Linked DNA regions of Homo sapiens: all the other regions are linked to region 1. The links are chromatin loops, found by intact Hi-C in ENCODE. Cell type or tissue: PC-9. All regions are shown on one strand. Region 1 overlaps ACSL4 (acyl-CoA synthetase long chain family member 4). Region 2 has its middle 110 kb from the start of TMEM164. Region 3 overlaps TMEM164 (transmembrane protein 164). Region 4 has its middle 120 kb from the start of ACSL4. Region 5 has its middle 3.9 kb from the start of GUCY2F.

The links. Peaks named below come from ENCODE experiments on the same cell type or tissue, not always from the same donor. Only the 100,000 strongest peaks of a DNase experiment are listed, where the experiment ranks them.
Region 2: it touches region 1 in a loop (11-fold over the local background); 64 of 110 quality-filtered maps call a loop at or near these places.
Region 3: a loop joins it to region 1, with 16 times the contacts of the local background. A loop is called at or near these places in 11 of 110 quality-filtered maps.
Region 4: a loop joins it to region 1, with 9 times the contacts of the local background. A loop is called at or near these places in 80 of 110 quality-filtered maps.
Region 5: a loop joins it to region 1, with 8 times the contacts of the local background. A loop is called at or near these places in 8 of 110 quality-filtered maps.

Annotation. Positions count from the first base shown.
Region 1 is chrX:109,710,359-109,715,358 of GRCh38, reverse strand. The region is part of intron 1 of ACSL4 (acyl-CoA synthetase long chain family member 4); the gene reads left to right. Among named protein-coding and RNA genes, the nearest start is that of ACSL4, 20 kb to the left of the region's middle. In PC-9, CTCF peaks have their summits at 1,992 and 2,191 (motif pointing left); DNase peaks (open chromatin) are centred at 838 and 2,158; H3K27ac peaks cover 2,876 bases.
Region 2 is chrX:109,888,641-109,893,640 of GRCh38, reverse strand. No RefSeq gene overlaps it. Among named protein-coding and RNA genes, the nearest start is that of TMEM164, 110 kb to the left of the region's middle. RefSeq lists a silencer at 2,554-2,623 and an enhancer at 2,407-2,701. In PC-9, CTCF peaks have their summits at 2,366, 2,566 (motif pointing right) and 3,778 (motif pointing right); no DNase peak of the experiment used is centred here.
Region 3 is chrX:110,144,855-110,149,854 of GRCh38, reverse strand. It overlaps TMEM164 (transmembrane protein 164), which reads right to left. Exons shown (of 7, transcript NM_032227.4): 5 at 4,979-5,000. Among named protein-coding and RNA genes, the nearest start is that of MIR3978, 65 kb to the right of the region's middle. In PC-9, CTCF peaks have their summits at 3,098 (motif pointing right), 3,582 and 3,842; no DNase peak of the experiment used is centred here.
Region 4 is chrX:109,854,246-109,859,245 of GRCh38, reverse strand. No RefSeq gene overlaps it. Among named protein-coding and RNA genes, the nearest start is that of ACSL4, 120 kb to the right of the region's middle. In PC-9, CTCF peaks have their summits at 1,954 and 2,153 (motif pointing right); no DNase peak of the experiment used is centred here.
Region 5 is chrX:109,483,455-109,488,454 of GRCh38, reverse strand. No RefSeq gene overlaps it. Among named protein-coding and RNA genes, the nearest start is that of GUCY2F, 3.9 kb to the right of the region's middle. In PC-9, CTCF peaks have their summits at 2,308 and 2,508; a DNase peak (open chromatin) is centred at 2,494.

The sequences.
Region 1 (5,000 bases):
CCTGTTTTATGATTTTAAATTACAGAAAATTTGTTTAAGATAGTTCAGAGGTCCTGTGTAATGTGCCCCCAGCTTCCCCTAATGTTAACATTTTATATAACACTAGTGTGATACTATTAACTAAACTAAGGAATTTATTTGGATTTCCCTTGTTTTTCTACCAAAATCTTTTTCTTTGGTTTCAGAATTCAAAATTATTATACATGTTTATTTTAGAAAACGTATGTATATAAAAACATAAAACAAAATACGGTGATCTTCCTACCCAGAGACAACTACTGATATTTTTAGTATATATCCCTCATTCCTGGTCTCGAACTCCTGAGCTCAAGGGATCCCCCCTACCTCAGCCTCCCAAAGTGCTAGGATTAGAGGCATGAGCCACTGCACCTCTTGCTTTTTTTATACTTAATATTAGCATTTACTTCTTTTGTGAACCTCTTGCCATGTTTGCTGTTTTTAATACATGTAGTTACATAGTCATAGGTTGCTTAATGACAGGGACATGTTCTGAGAAATGGGTTGTTAGGCAATTTCATCATTGTGAACATTATAGAGTGTACTTACAGAAACCTAGATGGTATAGCCAACTATGCACCAAGACTGTATGGTACAGCCTATTGCTCTTAGGCTACAAACCTGTACAGCATGTGACTGTATTGAATACTGTAGGCAGTTGTAACACAGTGCTCAGTATTTATGTATCTAAATATATCTAAACATAGAAAAGGTACTGTAAAAAAAAACGGTATAAAAGATGATAAAATGGTTCAGCTATATAGGGTGCTTACCATAAATGGAGCTTGCAGGACTGGAAGTTGCTCTGGGTGAGTCAGTGAATGAGTGGTGACTGACTGTGAATGCCTAAGACATTACTGTACACCACTGTCCACTTTATAAATACTGTACACTTATGCTACACTAAATTTATGAAAATATTTTTATTCAGTAATAAATTAACCTTAGCTTACTATAACCTTTTTAGTTTACAAACTTTTAAATTTTTTTGACTTTTTGATTCTTTTATAACATTTAGCTTAAAACAAACACACTGTACAGCTGTACAAAAATATTTTTTCTTTATGTCCTTATTCTAAAAGCTTTTTTATATTTTTAAAATTGATTTTTTTCTCTTTAAACTTCTGTGTTAAAACTAAGACACAGTCTCAAAACAAAAACAAAAACAAAAAACTAAGACACAATCACAAACATTAGCCGAGGCCTACAAAGGGTCAGGATCATCAGTATCGCTGTCTTTCACCTCCACATCTTGTCCCACTGGAAGGTCTTTAAGGTCAGTAACATGCATGCAGTTGTCATCTCCTATAAGAGTGTCTTCTTCTGGAATACCTCCTAAAGGACCTGCCTGAGGTGCTTCTTGAGAAGGTGTCATTCTTTTTAGAAATATTGATATGTCCATGGTGGTTTGCTAGTATTCTTGAATAATGTGCCCTGCTGTGACTTCACTAGTCTACAGGAATTTTTCATCTCCATTATATTCTTATGGGACGACTGTATATGCAGTCCGTCATTGACTGAAATGTTATGTGGTTCATGACTGTAGTTTATTCCCTATTTTTAGATATTTTGTTGTTTCCATCTCTTTGCTCAGTTAATTCTTCATGATTTTAAGTAAAAGGCCAACTGTGTGTGTCTTCTCAATCTTTTCCCCCCTAACAAATGAGAAATATGACACTCTTATCATTACAGTGGCTCAATAAGCCAGTGATTCTAAATGTATGTATATTATGTTGAACGACTTGAAATTGCCTTTTTTTTTTGTCTGTAGCAAATTTTTTACTATTGGCAATTTTATGTGGTTCAACCTAATAGCTTGAAAAAGATTTCTAGGTTATTCTGACCACCCTGCACCCCTGTCCCATCTCTCACTTCCCTGAGAATCTGCATTTAGAATAGTGAGCTGTTTCTGAAGCCTTTGGACTAAGCAACAATGTTGACAAACTTACCTTCCAGGAGTCTCTGATAAGCACAACATCCTGAAGACATATCCTTGTGTTGATGACATATGCAGAGAACTTTAACTATAGTGACTTGCATCTGTGTGTCAGTACGGTAGAGATAGACTTCTGAGTTTTCACCTAAGCTCTGCAAGAGAGCCTGATGGTCCTCTATCCTGGTTCCATATCTGTAGTGACTAGCTAAGGACAGTGGTGCCACCCAGTGGCACGTTATAGACAAGCTGCTGATGTTGCTTTAGCACTCTTCACTGCATCAAATTCTTTCCTTTCCCATCCCTTTCCCTTCCCCTTCCCTTCTTCCCTTCTTCCCTTCATCCCTCCTTCCCTCCCTTCCTTCCTCTCTCCCTTTCTTCCCTTCTCTCTTCTCTCCTCCTTCCCTCCCTCCCTTCTTCCTTTCTTTTTGTTTTCTTTCTTTTCTCAGGGTCTCACTCTGTCGCCCAGGCTGGAGTGCAGTGGCGTAATCTCAGCTCACTGCACCCTCCACCTCCCAGGCTCAAGCGATCCTCCCACCTCAGCCTCTGGAGTAGCTGAGACTACAGTCGTGTGCCACCACGGCCTGCAAATTTTTGTACAGACAAGGTTTCCCCATGTTGCCCAGGCTGGTCTGAAACCCCTGGGCTCACATGATCCGCCCACCTCAACCTCTTTAGTAGCTGGGACTACAGGCACATGCCATGGCAGCTGGCTTTCTTTTTCTTTCTTGCATACTCTTCCACATTCATGGTCTCATTTTCCTTTTATTTTCCCCACCTATGCCACTGGCACTTACGAGCTTCATTTCGGCCAGCTGATAATATTCAGGGACACTAGCCATATAATTTTGCTGTGATACCCTTATTTTAATAAAGCTTTGGAATATAGGATGTGAAATAGTAAGTGTAAACACACTGAACACACTGTCACTTACTCTGCTTATGAAGTCGTGGTTCTTACCCAGAATTGGCATCAAGTTTGTACTTGGTCAGAATATGGCACTTCTTGGCCAGGCATGGTGGCTTACCTCTGTAATCCCAGCACTTTGGGAGGCAGAGGTGGGAGGGTCGCTTGAGCCCAGAAGTTTTGAGACCAGCCTGGGCAAGATGGTGAGACCCTGTCTCTACAAAATTTTTAAAAATGAACCAGGCATGATGGCGAGTGCCTGTAGGCCCAGCTACTCAGGAGGCTGAGGTGGGAAGCTTGCTTGATCCCAGGAATTTGAGGCTGCAGTGAGCTGCGATTGTGCCACTGTGCTACAGCCTGGGCAACAGAGCAGGACCCCATCTCTTAAAAAAATGCCACTTCTCCTGTTCAATGATGAGACTCCTAATATATGAGAGGAGGCCCTCCTATGTATTTCAAATGTGGAGAGGCATATACTTCTACTCAGATTGAAAGATTTATCTTGGAAATCCTTTTTTGGTTTCCTTTCTACATAATATGACTTCTTATTTCATTCCAACTTAATTCCAAAAATATTTATCCAGCACCTACTGTGAACCAGTACTGTGCTAGGCCCCAGGTATTACAGTAGTTATCAAGACAGACATGACCTCTGCCTCTAAGGAGCTTAGAGCCTAGCAGGGGAACAGGAACTTAGACAAATTTAAGTGCTGTCCCGTAGGGTACTTTGAGGTCAAATAGCAGAGGCACTTCACGTAACATAGGAGGTCAAGGAAGGCTTTCTACACATTTCATTTAAATGAAGACCTAAAGGGAAGCAAGAAAAGGCAGAAGAGAATGTTACTGGCAAAGGGAAAAGCATGTGCTAGAAGCAAGCAGAGATGAGAGATTAAGCTTGATGCTTTTGAGAAATTAAAAGAGGTTCAAGTTCGTAATGGCTACAGCTGTGAGATCAACTCTTTTAAGTCTCATGACAGTACCTGTAACTAATAATATTATCCCCTCCATTTTTATGGTTGTGGCAAATGAGGAAAAGATGTTAAATATTTTGCCCTAGGTCATCCATCTCTAGTAAGTGGCACAGCCAGGGATTGAACCCAGGTCATCTGGCTGTAGCATATTGGCTCCTAACTACCATACTGGATTGCCTCTCAGCTGGGGCATAGTCTTCCTTAGTAAATGGAATGGTCTGTGTCTGGTACTACCTACCATAAAAAGAGCTGGAGCTTATAGGATCTGGATTAGTTTAGAAATACAGGTTTGCTTTAGTCTTTTATTCTTGATTGGGAATGAAATGCTTCATTTGATATGCAACTCTGAGGCTATTGACACATATTTTCCAAAAAACCATAGATGGGAAATTATAACTGGTTACATGTTTATTACAAAAATAAAATTGGTGTGAAATATGTATTTCCTGCAAGGCTAGGGTTTTTGTTTGATTGTTAAAGTTAACTTGGCAATATCCTTTTCTCTGATTTTTAAAGTTAGGCTGAGTGCAGTGGCTCATGCCTGTAATCCCAACCCTTTGGGCAACCAAGGCCGGAGGATCACTTGAGCCCAGAAGTTTAATACCAGCCTGGTTAAGATAGTGAGATGCTTACTCTACAAAAATAAAAAAATAAGTTAGCTGGATGCAGTGGTGAGTTTCTAAGTCCTAGTTATAGGAGGCTAAGGCAGGAGGATCCCCTGAGCCCAGAAGTTCAAGGCAGCAGTGAGCTATGATTGTGCCACTGTACTCCAGCCTGGGTGACAAAGCAAGACCCCATCTCTCAACAAAAAAAATTAAAAATTAAAAAATAAAATTAGTTAAAGGGTGAACATAACTTATTAAATAGGACTATACTTTTTTAAAGTCACAAATCAAATACCTATACACGGAGATATTTTCTTACAATGCATCTGATTTATCCTATATCTGTTTAAGATACAAGTGTGTTTTTTGTGAGATGAGAAATTGACTTCAGTTTGAAGTCATCAGTTAAGGTGTTAATCTAGATTCTAGAAATTGGATTATAAATGTTGCACATAAACTAAGATTGTAGTAATTTGATATCATTGAAAAACACTTGGAATAAAGAGTCTTGTGTGTTTGTGTGATTAATGGTGTGCAGCTGGTGCTTTCATTTACTTGCCCGTCGT
Region 2 (5,000 bases), 180 kb before region 1:
AAATATATTCACCTACTATATACCCACAAGCACTAAAAATAAAAAGTTTTTAAAACTAAGTCAGGATTGATCACAGACATAAACATAAAATGAAAAACTATAAAACTTTTAGAAAAAAATAGGAGGAAATCTCTGGGATCTAGAGTTCAGCAGAGTTTTTAGAGTCAGCCCTAAAAGCAGGGTTTATAGAAGGAAAAATAGTTCATCGAAAATTTTAAAACTTTTGCTCTGTGAAAGTACATATGAAGAGAATGAAAAGGCAAGCTACAGACTGGGAAAAAACATGTACGAATCACGTATCTGAGAAAGTACTCATGTCTACAACACACAAAGGACTCTCAAAACTCAATATTTGATAAATCCAGTTAGAAAATGGGCAAGATATATACAGACATTTTGCGAAGAGAATATACACATGAAGAATAAACATGTGAAAAGCTATTCAACATTGTTAACCATTAGAGAAATGCAAATTACAGCTACAATGAGATAGTACTACATACATATCAGAATGTCCAAAATAAAAAATAGTGGCAACACCACTATTAGTGAAGGTGTAGAGAAACTGAGTCACTCATACATTGCTTGTGGGAATGTAAAATGGTATGGCTACTCTGGAAAACAGTCTAGCAGTTGCTTTAAAAATTAAACACGTAGCTGGGCGTGGTGGCTCACACCTGTAATCCCAGCACTTTGGGAGGCCGAGGTGTCGGGGTCACTTGAGCCCAGGAGTTTGAGACCAGCCTAGGCAACGTAGGAGGATCCCCATCTCTACAAAAAAAAAAAAAAAATTAGCCAGAAGCACACCTGTGGTCCAGCTACTTGGGTGGGCTGAGGTTGGAGGATCGCTTGAGGCCAGGAGATGAAGGCTGCAGGGAGCCATGCTCATGCCACTGCACTCAGCCTGGATGACAGAGTGAGCAAAGTGAGACCCTGTTTCGAAAAAAACAAAAAAAAGTTAAACACGTGCTTACAATGTGACTTAGCAACTGCAATCTTGGGGATTTATCCCAGGGAAATGAAAACTTATATTTATGTAAGACCTGTAAATAAATATCACAAATGCCCTTCAATGGGTGAATGATTAAACTGAAGCTCATCCATACTGTGGAATACAACTCAGCAATAAAAAAAACTACATGCAACAGCCTGGATGAATCTTTAGAAAATTATGCTGAGTGAAAATAAGCCAGTCCCAGAAGTTACATATTGTACAATTCTATCTATATCATGTCTGTGAAGTGACAAAATTATAGAAATGAAGAACAGATTAATGGTTGCCTAGGTTTAAGGAGGTGGGGGGAGATGAATATGATTATAAAAGGGCAATAGGAGGGATCCTCAAGGTGATGGCACTGTTCAGTACTTTGACTATGTACTATAAGACCTACTGTTTTAGGATGCATACCCCATTTTCCATGATATGCTTATTTAACATGTGGTGGTATCCATCACATGAACTTACATGGATGATCAAATTATATAGAACTAAATACACATACACACATATGAGGATAAATATTAATAAAACCAGGGAAATCTGAATAATATAGGTGGATTGTATCAACATCACTATTCTTACTATGATATTACAGTTTTCCAAAATGTTACCATTGGGGAAAACTGGGCAAAATGTATGAGAGATCTTGCTCTTGTTTTTTTTAGCTGCATGTGAATCTGCAATTATCTCAATAAAAATGTCAATTAAAACAAATGGCCAGTGTTGCTGAGCTTAGTGGATGAGCAGGAGAGTGGTGAGCGACAGGTAGATGAGCTAAGCAGAAGACAGATTATCCACAGCCTAGTAACCCACGGAAAGACTTTGGATTTTATCCTAAACCCATTGGGAAGCCATTGGCGGGGAGTCACATGAATTTACATATATTTTAATAAATAATTCTGGTTGCTGTGTGGAGGGGCCAGAGTGGCAGCAGGGAGACCATTGTAGCAGGCCAATGTTTTTCCCTGTATTGCTACCATTGTAGCAAGAAATTTCTGCTAGCTTGGATCAGAAATGAGTGAAGATGGAGAGATGTGGATGGATTCAGGATATATTTTGGGGGTGGAGCTAACAGAAGTTCATAGCTGGATGGATGACTATGAAGTTCCCAGTCCGGGAATTTTCTGGAATGGGGCCACTTCTACACAAACACCCTGAGCTATTCTTATAGGACAAGTGAATTTTCAGAAATGGAATATACATTTGAGTACATGCCGACGGCCTGGCCTATCACATGGGATTGGTATCAGCCTTTCTGGTAGCTTTAGACATTAGAAATCTCAAGCTATGTGGAAATTTTTAAAATAGAATTACCAAAAAAAAAAATGGCTCCTCTTGGCAGACAGATTAGAAAAAAGAGGTCAACCTCCAGATGGATGCAGTCCTGTGCAGGGCACAAGGCTTGGTGAGAAGAGCATGAGCTTAATTTCATTCCCACATCCCTTTAGCCAGGCGCCATTGTGTGGAGCACAAAAAAAGCCCTGCAGCCCTGCTGCCCATACCTAGAAGCTTGAGTCCTGCCTGCTGTTATTGCTGCCTGTGGACACTAGGGGGCAGGGCAACTATGTAAATTAGGCCTTCCCTTGCGTTCTTGGGAGGGTCTGATGTGGTGGCCCACGGACGTGGGCTGGACTTCACCTTCAGGTAAAATCCGTTAGCTCCCAGAAGTTCCCAGGCTTAGCTGGTCTGGGAAATTAATTGCTCATTAATCTCTTTGAGACAGAAGAATTGGGCTGCCAACTCATTTGACTGGTAAAACTAACCCAGTTTCCTACAAGTTTGTTTATATCTTGCCAAGTGGAGCTATGGAATGTTTCTTAAAGCAGTTTAGAAATCTGAAAAAATCCAGTATAGTCCACATCACTCCAGTATAATTCCAACATATTCTGGCTTGCAAAAGGGATCCCACCGTATTGCCAGTCAGCCAGCTAGGGAAGAGTGTGATTTATGCAGTGTTTCCTTAGAACCCAATGTTTCCAGTTATAATTGTATCTGAGCAATCTGAGTCTAGTGGCCTCCCTTGTTAATCTCTTAGGTGGCAGCACCAATGGGGTTGAGAAGACAGGTCCGGATGATTGTGAGAATAGTTCCACAGCCTCCTTGCCTGTCACTGAGTGCACAGGGCACAGAGTACAAGCATTGCTTCCTAGTGGCTACTAGGTGGCCTCTAGCATCCCCAGCCTCGGGGACCATGTCAGCTCTGTCCAAGAGGATGGGCAGATTGTGTGAAGGTGTCAGGAGACTAGCAGAATGACATTTGGGAAAGATTTCTGAGTGCCAGATGGAAGGACATGGCTACAATAGGGCATGGCAGCAGAAGGAGACAGAGGGGAGCGTAGAGAGCCAGTGTGCTGTGTCAACCGGGGCTCAGAGAACCAAGGTGAATGGAATTAAGACAACTGAAGTGAAGCAGAAGGAGGCAAATCCAGAACAGAGGGACCCAATGCCCCCGTGGGGTTGTGTCATGTTGGTATTTCTCTGGAAAGACTGTGTCTAGTTAGTGCATGGGGCCAGGATGAGGAAAATAACAGTAAAGCATTCTGTACTTTTCTAGGCTGTCTCAGTCCTATGTAAAGGTGGTGGGGGATTTGCCCTGAAAGGTGTTCTGCAAGCCCCCCTCTCAGGATAACTATATTTGCGTGGTCAGCCTGGTACCCTGAATTATTATTGTTATTTTTAATTACAAACATGTGCTTTGAATCATTAACACAAGAGAGGTCTTGTGGAAGCCAAGACTGGCTGTGCAGCCGCGGATGAAGCCTGCTTTGCAGCAGAGGGCAGCATCCACTGGTTATAGTTCATTCCTGACCTGAACAAGCCTAGTGAAAACTTTAGGGAGATTGAACAGGGGAGGAGGATGTGGTCTGGAAAATGGGAAGGGGGTGGATTTCCTCATGTTTCATCTTCTCTTGCAATGTCATGGTGTATCTGGGGACTCGGTTGTTACTGAGCACTTCTCTCCATTGAGTACAGTAAAAAGTCATAGAGGAACCAAAGAAGCTGACAAGGACTTTGAGGGATTTTTGTTGTTGTTGTTTAATCCCCAAGGAACCTTGGATAAAAGAATGATTACTTTTGCAGGAAAAGTAGCTACTAGGATTGTTTGTGGTGTGGATTTCTTTTTTGTGACATGTAAAAACACTGGTTTTAATCTAGTTTTAACACCCTGAAAATGGTTTATCTCAATATGTGCTCATCTTCCTTCCCCTTTCCAAGGGGGCCCTCCTCAAGTTCCCCTATCAGTAGCTGTCTCACTTCCTCTTAAAAGTCCCCACCCAGTAGCTGCCACATTTCACTTTGGGAAGAGGAGTAACTAAGAATGGGTAAGCTGGCTCAGAGCTTCCTTGCCCTCCTTGTCAGGGGCTCAAATTGATCTGGATCCCCTCTCCCCAAGGTTATCCAGTAACATTACAGGGACCTGAGTGTCTGCAACTGAAGTGAACTCTTGGAGAAAGGCTTGTGTATGACTTGTACCCCTTTTGGCCCAAGAAAACTCAGACAAGTCTTAGCCACTTACTCATTGTAAGAAGCAGATACGGTGTTTGAACAGAGGTCTTTTGATTGCAAATTTAGCCCTCGCTTTATGACATTGGGAGGGTCTTCTGAATAATAGAAACTTGATTAATGCCCATTGAGAGGTCATGTATATGACACAGTGGTTAAAATCCCAGTGTCTGACAACTGATGTGTGTATGTGTGTGTGTGTGTGTGTGTGTGTGTGTGTGTGTGTGTTAAAGTATACATAACATAAAATGTACCATTCTAATCATTTCTGAGTATATAATTCAGTGGCATTAAGTCTATTCACAGTGCTGTACAATCACTACTATCTATTTCCAGAACATTGTCATCATCTCAAACAGAAACTCTGCACTGACAACTAGTTTTCAATTCAGGTTCTGCCACTTAGTAGCTGTGTAAACTTGTACAGAGTCCTTAATTTCTCAGGGCCTCAACTTCCTCATTTATAAGAAGAAGATAGTAATAGTACCTGCTTCAT
Region 3 (5,000 bases), 430 kb before region 1:
ATGCTGCTACTTGGCACGAACCACAAGAAGAGCAGGAGGGCTGACAGGGAAGATAATGAGTTTGACACAGACAGGTTGGGTTTGACATATGCTTGAGACATTTAGGTAGAGAAGTTGAGTAAACTATATGAATGTGACTCTCGTAAGTCTGAGCTGTAGACAGTGATGTAGCAGCCATAACTAGACAGACTAGTAGTTAAACCGTGAAAGCAGGCAAAACCATACCAGACAATTAGAATGAGATGTGAGCCTAGAACAGAACTCAACATCTCAGAGGAGTGAGAAAAAATAACCTGTGAAGGAGACTTGAGAAGACATGATTGGTGAGGTAGGAAAGCCAGGAAAGGGAGGAACTTTGGAAGCCCCGAAGCAGAGCAATCCAAAACGGAGTGATCAATACCATCCAATGCAACAGCATTCCGTAGGATAAAGACTGAGAGATGGTCATTAGATTTGGTCAGACAGACGTTGCTGGTGATCTTTAGAAGCACCATTTCTGTGAAAAGTCTGGTAGAGGGTTAGATATCAGAGTAAATGGTCTGAGGAATAAAGGGTAATTGAGAAGAAAACTCAAGGGCAGACCCCAGTGTCTCCCAAAGTTATGCACCATGTATGAGGTGATTTCAGGTGGCAAACAGATAAACATTTCATTTTTAATAGTTTTGTATATAAACTGTGTTAAAATAGATAACCAGTAAATCAAAGCCACAATCTCATGGATATTATGGGGCTTCTCTTGAAAGCGTATATATTTTAGTTAAAAAAAAAAAACTCAATAGATTTAAGGACATGTATTACATACATAATAACACACATGGTTACGTGGATAAGACAAAAATTGTCTTGCCCAAAGAACTAAATTTTAGAAAATGTTGTTTAGATTATTCTTTTAGGATGCTTAGGTGTGAAGGGAAGAGGGAAGACAGAGTTGTATGGGATTGCGAGAAAGTTTCTTAGAATGGGAAAGATTTGAACATCTGTATTGGCTGAAAAGCCAGCAGTGAAGAGAGGGTTGAAAATTCAGCTAATGGCCAGGTACAGTGGCTCATGCCTGTAATCCCAACACTTTGGGAGGCTGAAGTGGGAAGATCACTTGAGCCCAAGAGTTCAAGACCAGCCTGAGCAACATGGCAAAACCCTGTCTCTACACAATACAAAAAAAAAAAAAAAAAAAAAAAATGAGCCGGGTGTGGTAGTATGTGCCTGTAGTCCCAGCTACTTAGGAGGCTGAGGTGGGAGGACCATGTAAGCCAGGAGGTTGAGGCTGCAATGAGTCGTGATTGCACCACTGTACTCCAGCCTGGGTGATACAGTGAGACCCTGTCTAAAAAAAGAAAAAAAAAGAAAGAAAAAGAATATCCAGGTACATAAGTGATTAATTGATAGAATGAGGCTCCAGAGGTGGTAGCAGGGGTGGGAGCTAATCGCACAGGGATATTATTGGCCAGAACAGAATGAACACCATTTCTTCCAGGATGAGAAGGAGGAAGATAGGGATGGATGTGGGTAAAGAAGCTTGTAGAGGTAGAGAGAAGTGTTGAGGAAATTTCCATCCCAAAACCTCAATTTTCTCAGTCATTTGTGGGGAGAGGGGGGATCTATTGAGGGTGGAGAGAACAGAAGGTTTGAACAGAGTAGACAGGAAATTTGAGGAGGGTGGTAAAGATTTAGCACAGGACTTGTGAGGGCAATGTGTGGAGGAGCTGGCCATAGACAGAAAATAAATTGAGCAATGGTGTTGAGAGCACAATTATAATAGACATCATGAAATTTTCATGGCCCTAATCAGAATGGCTTGAAAGAGCTCCTCCAGTAGGCCAAGACTGGGCACACTGAAAAGGCATGGGACACTGATCCCAGTTGGAAGGGACAAGGGAGGTGAGACACTTTCAGGAGCTAGTGAAAGTTTCAATGATAGGTCATGGAGATACAAGCTGAATAGGAAGAAGAGGAAAGGAGTGGAGATTTGGGTCAAAGAAAGAACATAACAGGAGTTACGTTCTCACATAGAGGAGCTTTACGGGAAAACAAGGTCCTGGTGGCTGAAAAGAAGGGAATGCTGAGGTCACTGCAATTAAGAAGCCCAAACCTTGAGAAGCTGGGGTGGATGGGTGGTCCTTACAAGAAGTCTCTCAGGATGTTGGCTCAAATTATAATGGAAATATTGAGAGCTACAGGCCAGTGACTTCTAGGAATATAGGGGAAGGGACCAAGAGGTCAAGTGATGGTGGTGATGAAAAAAAAAGAGAGAGAATAGTAAAAGAGAAAGCCTTTTTCCCCTAACGTACAGATGAGATAGTGCTCTAGAAGAGACAGAGGGGGCTCTGCAGCATATGGGGCAGGGCAGAAAGAGCAGCCTCCATTAGAGGAAGCTGTAGGCAAGAGACAGGAAGGCTCTGTGCCCCATGCAGAGCTGCCGGTGGGGTTGGGAGTGGTTTGTAAGAAATATAGTTTGTTAATTAGCTTGATTCAATCATTCTGCATTGTATACATATAGCGTAGCATCACCTTGTACCCTACACATATATAAAAGCATAATTTGTCAGTATCTAATAAAAATTAAATTTAAAAATACTGTAACACAGAAAAAAAAGAAATAGAGTTCCAGAGGGCCACAGGCAACAAGTTTGAAGGAAAGGAAACAGGGAAATGAAGGGACAGGCCAGAGGAAGAAAAGAGCAGTGTGGATGAGAGAGGTCCCATGTACTGTGACAGTGCATAAGGTCTGCAACAATAAGGGATGAGTGGGTTTCCCACAAGGCGCCACCTACCCACCCACCCCAAACCATAGGAAGAGGCACTATATGCTCAAGCAGGACCTTGCCTTTCAGGAAAACAGGGTTCCTGGGCATGGGAGATACCTATAGGAGAGCTGTCTTGTACTGGGTAAAAATTGCTAAGCCATTTATTTCTACAAAATTACAAGCGACTTCTAGGGAACAGAAGCCCCAGACTCTCGGCTTTCTTGGTTTACAGAAAACTAATCTTCTGACAGCTTGCTTCAGATCCATTCTCCCTCTGCAAGGCCTAGGTCCAAGGCTTGGGATCAAAGGTGAAGAAATCCAGATGTTTCTCTCAATGCTCATAATTCCCCCCAAGTGAACAGCAGATGGCAGTAAAGAGCTGGAAAGGGAGATGGGAGATGAGCCCTCAAAATAGCTCAAAGTTGGCCAGATAGAAGGTACTGGGGCCCATCAACTTCTGCGGGGTGGTAGATGCTCTCATTGAGGTCCTGGAGTAAAAAGTCAGTTTGGTGAGATCACTCCACTGGTGCTGCAAGCTAAACCCTCACTGCACCAGGGTATCTATTGGTTATTAGCAATAACAGAGCATACTGTCTCTCATTACAGCCCTACTATCTCTCACCTCGCCACTTAGGGAACTGGGCTATCGGGAGGATCTGCTCTAAGGAGATACAATTATCTTAGAGTTAGCCAAGTCTTGAGGATGTGGCTTCCTGGATTATTCTTTTGGAGGGAGGAAAGATGGCTACTTGGTATTTTCCATGTCAGACCAGTCTAACCCAGCTACCTGACAGATTTTTATGGTGACCTTAGAGTACAAATATGTTTAAATAACAGCCATGCAGATTTGGCTAGGACTTCCATCACACACCTCAGAAGCCAGGAACGATGAGTAGCAGGGTTCTGAGGCCCAGGAACACCTATCTGCCTGGTTCTATTCAGAATGTGTGTATTTCTGAGACTTAATATTAAGAGGCTGTTTCCTGTGCCACAGGGGACAGACCTGAGAAATGGCACAAGTCTCCTGGATATTGGAACTTCAGACTTTCCTTAAAGCCTCGTGAGGAAAATAGTGCTTTTACAGCAAATTAAAAGGAAGTGTTTTGGGACATCGTGAGACCCCAAGTGGCCGCACAGGGTAAAAGCAGTCTCAAAGAATATTTAGGCAAGTATGGAGAACTGATAGAAATCAAGGCATAGGAGGCAAATCTCTGGACTATAAGTAGACTCCATCCTGTAATATGTTCCTGGGTTGACCAGTCCTTGGGGCTATCTCACACCAGATCTTAAGATCTGCCGGAATGCCTGATTTAGAGCATCCACGCATAAGCCAAGAAGCAGCAGTGCCCAGCAGAACTCCCAGACTATCTTCCAGTGAGCTCAAGGGCCCATGTGGCCTCATGCCACTTTCAGTATGGTAGAAATGAAACCCTTGCTGCCTGGAGTGAGGTAGGAGCAGAAAAGTCTCAGCAACTGAGATAGAGAGGCTGGGGCTAAAACTAAAAGAGGATGACTTCCAGTCACAGGGCCTTTCAGAAAGTAAAGAACACTGAGAAGGAGTGGCTCTCACAACAAGCCTAGATGGATAGGCACCCCTTTCCTTTTGTCTGTTACACAATAGAGGGAAGGGATAATCTAAGGGTCACTGAGAGGTTACAAATAGATCAGCTTCCTTTCCAGGCTGCCTCTACCAGGTTGGTGGTCTCTCCCTCTTCACCAAATGAAGGTTTTCAGTGGTTTATTTTACATGGGTGACCACCACTCTTTCACCTGCCTCTCCCCTCAATCCCATAATTGCCCTGGTCCCCGGACTTCTTGCCCCTTACAATATCTTCTTTTGTTCTTGAGGGGACCGAGTGCTTTACTCTCTCCTTCTATCCCACACTGCACATTGAGGCAGGGGGAAGGCACAAGTACAAGAAGGTGACAGTGTGGGGGGCTCCATGCAAACACAATGCCACCATCAAGAACCCAAAGCCCAGGCCCTGTGACAGACAGTCAGCAGCACCATAGTCACCCAGTGAAGGGTGGGTCTAAAAAGTCCCCAGACCCCTTGCAGGCCTCGTCCATTCCCATCTCCCCACTTCCTGGTGCCCGGCATAAATTATGTTGAAGAAACTCAGTCAAGCGGCAGCTGAAGATCCTGGGAAGCACCCAAGAGGCTGTGACTCCCAAAAACAGAAGGGAGAGGTTAGGTGTGGGGGTTACATAGGAATGTGGTTTGCTGGCCTTACCTCCTTTCCAAAGCAGGTAGAT
Region 4 (5,000 bases), 140 kb before region 1:
TGCTATTTTCTTTGGCCAAGATTCAGTATTTCATCAACATTAAAGGTTAGAGAAACTCTTCCAGGTTGGACTTGGAACCTAGTCAACATTTACACTATTGATCCTTGGGGAAATGGAATCTGAGTTCAAAAAACTGACTTACAAACACATTTTTAGAACTGACTCTATTTGTAAGCTTGGAACTACTTATGTCCTGTATGAGAATTCTCAATTTAAAAAAGAATAGGAAGACAGTAAAACACATTTAACACTAAAATTCTACTAAGCGTGGCTGATTCTTTCTTCAAGGGCTCCAAAAGCCCTTGAGGGTCTTGCTCTGTAATGAGCAGAAATTAAAGTGGTGCAGAAGTCATAGGAAACTGGGCTAATCTCAGCACTTTCCTCGAAGTGGGTAACCCCTCTGCCTGAAATGGGCCGAACTTGGTCCCAGAATTTCACAACCATTTCAGTAATTGCACTTTTCCCTAACCAAGAGAGAGACAATCAAGTTCATGTCAACGCTCACTTGAGTTCATTGAGAGCACTTTTCTGGCTTCGGGAGAAGATACAAAAAATTCAGTCAAGACATAGTTTCTGCTCAATATGACAACTTTTATAAGTAGGGTTAGATTTTACAAGCAAGGTTTATACCTTTGTGTCTTCTAGCTTTTATTCAGTTGTATTTTGGGAGACCTAGGATCTATTTCTTTGTTGATTTTTCTTTTTTTTATTGTTTGTTATCATTATGATCCATAGTAGGCAAAGTAAAGTCACATTTTGGTAGTTTGGGGAGGCTCATATCCCAAATGGCAAAACCAGCTTCCCAGCTCATTAGCTGAAGATTTTCTCAGATGATTCCCACTGCTAGAACGTTTTCTCTGTGCTCCATTAATTCTCCAGCGCATTCTGTGTTCTGCACTGGATGGGTACAGGACACTATTTGCTGGGTACAATACGTTATTTTATTCAATTACCAAATATGCAGAGATAGAACAAGGTTACAATAATTGAGGTCTTAGGCAATGTGGGAGGTGTAGCGAATATGGTGCAGGCTGCATTGTCCAACAGACAAAGAGAAAGCAAAATTGGGCATGTTGGGGAGCATATTTCAGAGCAGAGCCAAGAAAAGCAACTCCCTTCCTAGAAGCTCTGAAACCGTGGCAACTTTGGTTATTTAGTCATATTTTCTGGAATACACTATTTAATGATGATGTAAATTCAATGGTTCTGTGGAGGTGGTGTCTCAGGAAACTTGAAATCTGATTCCTAACCCTGTAAGATAAAGCAGAATTGATTTGAGAGAGGTGTAGGGAAAAGGAATGGCAATAGATAGGGTAAAGAACACAAAGAAGGAAAAAATAGAGAAAATCATGAAGCAACATGAGGCATGACAACAAAGAATTTAGTCATTCTTTTTGATTAAATAAACATTTAATAGAACTTTTACGTCAGAAATTTCTCAAGCCACTGGAATCGGAAATGGCCTTTCCTTTTTCCCCAGGCCGGATGTTGCATGGTGATCCAAATTAGAAGGTTTTATGATTGTCTTTTAATTGAAAATGTAGTTGTCTTGATCTCTTTTAAATCTTTCTCAAGCAACCAATGACAAAGAGACAATCTAAGTAATGTAGATTTAAAGTAAAATATGAAAATAATTTGCTGAATAATTAACAGAACTTCAAATGACTTTTCCCAGAAGTTCCTCAGTGCAGGCTATGAAAGATTATTTTCTTCATCAAAGTTATCCATGTAAACTACCAGTGCCAATCCGTAGTTGGAGTTTTTCAGCTCTTGTGTGGTTCCTATAGATCTGGCCTGGTAATCTCCAAGGTTGTAACTACTGGTGCGTTGTTAGTTCTTCATTAGGTCATCTTGTATTTTCATCCCAGTCTAAGTAGAGAATCCAAGTCTAAAACAAGAACTATTTTCTTTCAAAAGTTTGACCTGAATTTGACCCAGGAAATGTGTGTGCACGTGTGCGTGCTTTCAGCAGCCAGAGTTGTAAGGGTAAACACAGATAAAATATGTAACATCTTGATTTGAGTCAAAAAAACAAACATCACAGCTGCAGTTTAAAGAATTATCTCTCAGTTCCAGTTTAGAGCTTAAATATTGGGCCGTATTTTCAAAATGCACCCAGAAACTGGGAGAAAATTCATGTATTTTACCACTAGTGGGCGCCAGAGACACGATGAGAAACCACAGTTGAATTTTTAAAAATAGCTTTCCTTTTACCATGAAGAAATGAAAAGTATTAATTTTGATAATTTGGGCTACCTCCAACTTTTATACTTTTCCAGTTTGGATGATATATCTAAGGCTCAATTGGGTAACTTTTTTTGTAATTTAAACATTTATTTTAGATTTCGAGAGTACACGTTTGTTGTGGGTTTATTGTATGATGATGAGGTTTGGGGTTTGAATGATCTTGTCACCCAGGTAGTGAGCATAGTACCCAACAGGCAGTTTTTTAGCTCCTGCCCCCATCCTCTCTCTCTGCCTTCTCTAGCAGATCCCAGTGTCTAATGTTGCCATCTTTATATCCATGTGTACCCAATGTTTAGCTCCCACTTGTAAGTGAAACATGACAGTATTTGGTTTTCTGTTCCTGCCTTAATTTGCTAAGGATAATGGCCTCCAGCTGCATCCATATTGCTGCAAAGGACATGGTTTCATTCTTTTTTATGGTTGTATAATATTCCATGGTGTATACATACCACATTTTCTTTATCCAATGATTGGGTACCTTTTGATTGCCATACCTCAAATAGAAAGGATTGGTTTCATTTCCTAGAGAGATAAGAGGAATAAGGAAAACTGCTTTCAATTTTCTGGTGCTTACTATGGACCAAGCACTGTGAGAAGTGATTATCATGCCATATCTCATTTAATCTTTACAAGAATTTTAGAGAGTGGATGCTATGACTGTCTCCATTTACCAGATGTGAAAATTGAGGCATAGAAGTTAAGTAACTTGCTTACGGTGACAGGAAGTGGTAGAATTGAGACTCAAACCCAGGACAATTTGACACCACAGTCCAGAGTTGTATTGGAAACGACACCACCTATATGCCCTCTTTATTCTACAAATTTTCGACTCTTTTGGAGAATAGGAAATGTTATCCAAATTGTGTGTGACTAGGCCTTTAATCAAAATCAAACTGTCTCAATGCATAGTTCTAGTTTGCAATTAAATAGAAGGAAAGAAAAAACTCAAACAAATAAACAAAGCAGAATTTAAGATTTTTGGATGTGGGAAGTCTTGGGAAAAAAAAACTCCCCAGGTACACTTCTAGATGTGGAGAAGATCATAGGAGATCCTTAAGCTGTTTTTTCAGATTTCATTTCCCTAACCTGAGAGTTCAAAGTTTTGGTTGCTTAGCTATCAGGGAAAGTCAGTGTCTTCAGCCTTGCAAATAGAAGTATCAGCACCTTTGCAAAGTTGGAGAAAACTCTATCCAGTCTGAGACATCAAGGTTTCATGTGCTTTACAAAACAAAACCAGGTCATTTATTTGTGTTGTAGCCCATTTCACTTCTGGGCTAAATGTCAGAAGGACAAAGGCACAATTGTCTTTCTTGACTTACAAGAATAAAGGAAGTGATAGTAAAGCTCTCAATTTTTGTGTGTGAATAGAAGATAGGAAGTAGCCCTAATGATCTAAAATGGCTGAAAGCCAAAGACTTACATGATTTCCAACACTATAGAGCCGGTTGACCTTCCTGATTAAATAAACATAGTTTTCTATAGCTAATATTATAACTACTTTCCACTTTATGTTTTTTTAGTACATACTATATAACAGGGAGTTTAAATAGTGACGTTTGGCTGGGCAAGGTGGCTCATGCCTGTAATTCCAGCACTTTGGGAAGCCAAGGCAGGAGGTTTGCTCGAGCCCAAGAGTTCAAGACCAGCCTGGGCAACATGGTGAGACCCCATTTCTACAAAAAATTGGAAAAAAAAAAAAGCTAGGCATGATGTTGTACACCTGTATTCTCAGGTACTCGGAAGACTGAAGTGGGAGGATCACTTGAGCCCAGGAGATTGAGGCTGCAGTGAGTGGTGTTCATGCCACTGACTCCACCCTGGGCAACAGAGTAAGACTCTGTCTAAATAAATAAATGACACTTATATGCTTCAAGTAGTGTGCTAAGAATTTTATTTGAATTATATAAACTCCACAAGACACTATTCAACAGTTACTACTCTTACTAAAGTAATAAATGCATATAGTTGAACAGATAGTACCCCAAAGTCCTATGTTGAAAAAAAAAAAACAACAGCTACCTCCATCCTCCCAATCCCTGTTTCCCACTTCTAAGAGACAACCATTCTTATCTCTCTTGGTTGGTTTATGGTTTTGCTTTGGTATGCAACTCTAAATTCTGGAATTATAGCTTATATTGCTATTTTATGATATATAAATTTTAAGTGGTTTTTAAAAATTCACTTCTTGTATGGGATATGATGATTTAGCTTCCTTCTAATCCTTTCCCTTCCTTACATACACACAGTTCTGTAGTTTTTCTTAGAATTAATGATGATTTTCTTTTTCACTAGCTTAGTTTTGTGTGCCTATTAGTACTAACCCAACCCCATACTTTCCAAAAGGACTCTAAAATGCTTCTCAATATGGCCAACATATCAGGTAATTTGTTGGTTCTATCTTTTTTCCTGGATACATCTTTCCAGACCCTTCCATTTACCTATCCCTAACCTACAGCACAGCTTTCTTCCTGGGCTTTCCTTTCACCTTCATCCTGGGAATTTTCTTTATCATTCTCTTGTGTTCAACCTTCTACTTCCTGGACCCCATATATTCCTTTGACCACTCCCTTGTCTTGGTAGAGCACATGTTCTTGTGGCTTCCTGAGAAATGGTTAGTGAGAGGTACATTTTTGGAGACCTTATCCCCAGCATTCTGAAATTTCACAACAATGTCTCTATGTGTCATATAGTCATTGTGCTAAATACATAGTTGGCCCTTTAGTCTGTAAACTCATTTCCTTCTGTTTGGAGGG
Region 5 (5,000 bases), 230 kb after region 1:
ACAGAAACCACTGTAAGTTTCTTAAGCAGAAGGGAATGCTCTTGCCTCTTTAATTACAAAAATGGAATTATACAGACCATTTCCTTAAATGTATCATGGCATACTTTCAGATCAATAAATGGACAACCTTTCCTTTTTAAAAAAAATTTTAAATTTTTTAGTTTGATTTATAGTATTCCACAGCATGGATGTTCTGTAATGAATGTAACCACCCCCCCATTGGTGGGCATTCAGGTTTTCTCCAGGTTGTTTTCTGCCACTAAAATAACACTGCAATAAATATCTTTGTGAAAACACATGCTAATGCTTTTATTACCGTGCAAGAGACTTTTCCAAGTACAACTGCTAGGTCAAAGTGTATACATATTTTTATATTGTAATATATACAGTTAGATTATGTTCCAAAAAGTTCCTAACAATTTACAGGCAGGAATTTAAAACAGGGTACTGAGTACTTACAAGATTGCTGGAAGGTCTAACGGTCTATTTCACAAGCGTAGTTCCAGAAAAATACAGAACTGAAACTTTAAGGGAATTACTATCTTTGATGTCACCAGTAGAGCTCTGCCAGAATCAAAAACCTGCTCTTTTCTCCTCTGCAGCTGCTGCAGCTGTTTCTGAATACCTACGGATCTAGATGAAGAGCATCCAATAGCTGTGACCCAGTGATTAGAAACCAGATGGGGACGCTGCTGTTGTTGACTTTGGTGGGGGTAGCACATCACTTCCTCTTGAGACCTAGGAAGGTGGAAAATGAGCACTGCAGAAAACCTCATATATACACATAGTTTTTCAGCCCACTTTTAACTGCCAAACTTCATATGAGTGCATCTACTTGGTGACATCTAATCCACATGGCAAATCTTAGGTACAGAAGATTCCGGGGTGTAATGGAAGTGAAGCAAGCCAATCCATAGTATTAGCACAGTTTATAAGCACTATATAGTATTATTAACTACCTGATTCTGCATAAGACTGTGCAAAGACACTAATTTTGGGGAATCCTCTGTCTACCACTGGACCTTAGAAGCAGGGAAAGAGACAAAGAGAAGATTCACAAAGCAGAAAATGCATATGGCTTATAAAATTATGAGAAAATAATTTTTAAATAACTCAATAGTAATAGAAAAATAGACGTTAATACCAAATATCTTTTTCTGGCCTATACAATTGACAAATGTAAATTTGAGACAATCTGCAGCTGGTGACAGGGCAATAAAATGGACACTTTTATTTTATTGACCATTGGTGAGAGCATAAATTGGTCCAAATATTTTGGAAAGTCATTGGACAATACATGTTAAGAACCATTACTGATATTCATACACTCTGACTCAGTAATTTTACTTCTGGGACTCTATCATAAATTAATAATCCTATTATATTGAAAAGAGGTTTATATTTAATGATATGCATTGTAGCATCATTTATAATAGGGAAAATTTGGAAACAACCTAAGTACTAGAGGAATGATTGAGTACATTTTGGAACATATACAAAATTAAATATTCTGTAGCCATAAAATAATGCATAAGTGAAGTGGTAATAATGTTTACCAGATTCTTTTATTTTAATCCATTGAGCACTACAAGGAAAATGCCTAAGACCTATGAACTTCCCAAGGATCTGCCAAAGGGGTTTGAAGCCTGACAAAAGTTATTGGCTTCAAAATATGAAGATAACTGCAAAATTAAAGTCTATAAATGTCTAAGTAAATGTCAAAAAATGTAACTCATCATTTTTATAGATTATTTCATTTTGTGTTCAGAACAATTTTGACACATTGGAAAAATGGTTGGTTAGATTGTATCAGTTGGTAAGAATTCTTTAGTATATATAATCTCTGCTAAGAAGCATAACTGATAATAAATTTCAAAGGCAAAATTTTAAAATCGTCTCAAATTTTTAGCAAAATATATACTTATTTGACATGGGATATGGGGTGTGTACATGTCAAAGTATATGTGATAAAATGTAGAGTGGAGCTTCTAAAAACAAGAGTGCCATGGGATTAGCATGGTCTAAAGAAATGCCATGTTTTGAGCACCCACCGTGTGCGACACTTAATGTACATCATTCTTTTTAATCCCCACAACAGTGCTGGGAAATAGTTCTGTTTATCATAATTTCTTTCATTTGAGGAAACCTAGGGCTTTAGGGAAATTAAGTAATTAACCTCAGGTCACACAGCTAGGGAATATGGTGATGGGGTTTGAAGGCAGGTCAGCTTGACTCCAAATCCTGTGCCCTTAGTGAGAACATAGGTATGTTTCCATGTCAAATTAAAAAAATAAGTTTACAAAATTGTATACCTGGTTTGAGTATAACTTTGGAAAAATACAGGATTCAATAAAAGCAAAAATTTTTTTCTGTTTTTTACTGTTCTGAATTTTCTAACATAGTTTTACAACAATCAGGCAACCCGTATTAATTTCTAAAAAAAATTGATCTTAGAGGAGTTTGATAATAATGTTAAAATATTGACATCTTGCGGCCGCGTGGTGTCATTACAACCTTGGCTTTACTTTCAGTGTGGGAGCTGACTACTAGAGGGCAGCACTGAGGTTTATTCGGGTCACGTTTTCTGGGCTGAATGTGGCAGAAAGCTGGGTCACTTCTCCACTCAAAACTGAAGAAAAGCAAACTCATTTATAATGCCATAAATACACACACATATATGTCAACAAAATAACGTATACTGTAAATATACAGCGTAATACACTTCAATAACTTCTTTGCATCCTGAAGCAGTATAGCAAAGTTATTCAGCGTCAGGCCCAGGAACTATGCTACCTGAATTTGCATCATGGCTCCACCATGTATCAGCTGTGTGACTTTGGCCAGAGCACATAAACTTCCTGTACTTTATTTTTTTTTTCTGTATCTCTAAAGTGAGAATAAGAATTTTCCCTACCTCTTAGGGATGCTGTGAGAAATAAATGAAGTAAGGCTAACAGTGCCAGTTGAAAGGAGATGCTCAAAAATTGGAAATTATCATTTTGCCTGTTGCCCAAAGCTATTCTACTTTTATGAAACAATATATGCCTTGTTGAGTACTATAAGTATTTGTTTAGTACTATAAGCAGACGGAGAATTTTGTTATTACTACTGAATCAGAAAAATAACTTTCTGTCAGGTAGGGTTAGGTGAAAAATCTAAAGGAAGGTCGAGAATCACAGTTCAGAGCCCTCACTGGAATGAAGCAAAATGTGTAAGTTTGCCTAACATCCTTTCTTGTAGTTTTCCTCTCTCATTCTAATTTATCTTTGTCCATCACCTCCCTTGTTCCCCAGGTTCTCACTTCCCCCAGGACAAGGAGCTACTTGTCCAAGCCTTATTCTGGATGATTAACTAGAAGCACACCATTCTGAATCATTTTTATACCTCATGCCCCAGCCCTGCATCTTAGTCTCCAAAGGAATGCAAGGATCCTAGGCTAATATTATGTAAGGCCATTTCCCATGATGTATGTAATTAGGAGTTCCCTGTAGTGTTTAGTAGTAATATATGTATATATAAAATGTAAAAGCGCTACTTTTTTTCTTTGCAACTAATGTTAAGAGGAAAGCTCAATCGATGTGACTGGCTTCACAGTTTTGTGGAGGGAGAGGGTGCTATTTTGGATTCTTTCATTCCATGGCACCTTAGGGAGTAAAGATCATACAGAGAAGATGAAATTTTGTAAATTGTTAGGCTTTGATATTGGAAACATAGACAGGAACTGATACGAGTTCCAACAACATGTAGTAGAATCCGTGAACATTCTGGTGTTGTAAGTCCATGAGAACACTAAGGTCAATACTTAATCATACAGTGTGCTGATGTTTCTGACATAGCAGTTCTAAAAGGTGTATAGGAATAATTCTTAAGTTTGTACTCGTGAATGGATTTGAAGTATCTGTATAATTTTAGATTCATGAGGACCCCAAATGGTTTTAGATTTCTGTTCTAAAATCATCTTTAATTATACTATAACTAAAACTTAGAGATCTAATGGGAATTCTTGAGTGTATGGATAAATCCAATGACCCCCATACTGTGATTAAGAGGCAGTGGTTAAGAGTCCTGACTCTAAAGCTAGAGTACTTATTTTCACAGATGGCTCCACCAGAAACTAGCTGTATGCGCTTGGGCAAATTACTTAATCTCTTTGTGCCTCAGTTTTTCATCTATAAAATGTGGATGATAATAATACCTACCCCATAGGACAGTTGTGATGATCCATTGAGCTAGTATATGTAAAGTCCGTAGAGCAACAAGTGTTTGTGGAACTCTTAATCAAAAGAAGCAAATTCACTTTAGAAATTTTATTTATGTGCTAATTCCCAGCTACTTCTACCTATAAATTTAGAATCTTATGTCTATTCAGGATTTTGGAACATTCCTTGAATGATGGTCCCTTGAACATCCTAGTCCTCATCAGAACCTTCTCATAAAATCCATACTGGGGTTGCTCATGGCACCATGCAGCACTACATAGAGAATGCTAACTGGGGCCCTCACTTGCACCAGTATTTCCATCAGGTCACCTGAAATTCTACAATTAGGGATTGTTTCCTTTGGGTAGTCACGGTGTGTTTCTGGAGACTCTATTAGAGTGCAAGCAGTCTTTGGAGGGATAGCACAAGGGTGCATTAGTGGAATATATCAAGGATAAACGTGAGCTTTCTTGGAGCCAAATAGTCTTGCGTTTAAATTTTCTGGCTCTATTACTTACTAGAATTAGAGTGTCTGAGTTCAAATTCTGTCTCTACTGACCAGTGGCTGTGTGATTTTTGGTAAGTTACTGTAACCTCTCTGGATGTCTGGGAATTCAAATAGTATCTATCTCGTGGGGTCACTGTGAAGATCTAAGGAGACAGGGCTTCCAAAAATGCCTGTCACATCATTGGCACTCAGTAAGTATGATTATTGCCTAATTTATCTCAGTCTTGGCATCCTCATTTACAAAATGGAAAGAATGGGTAATATCCACCTTCATGGTTGTTGTGAACATAAAG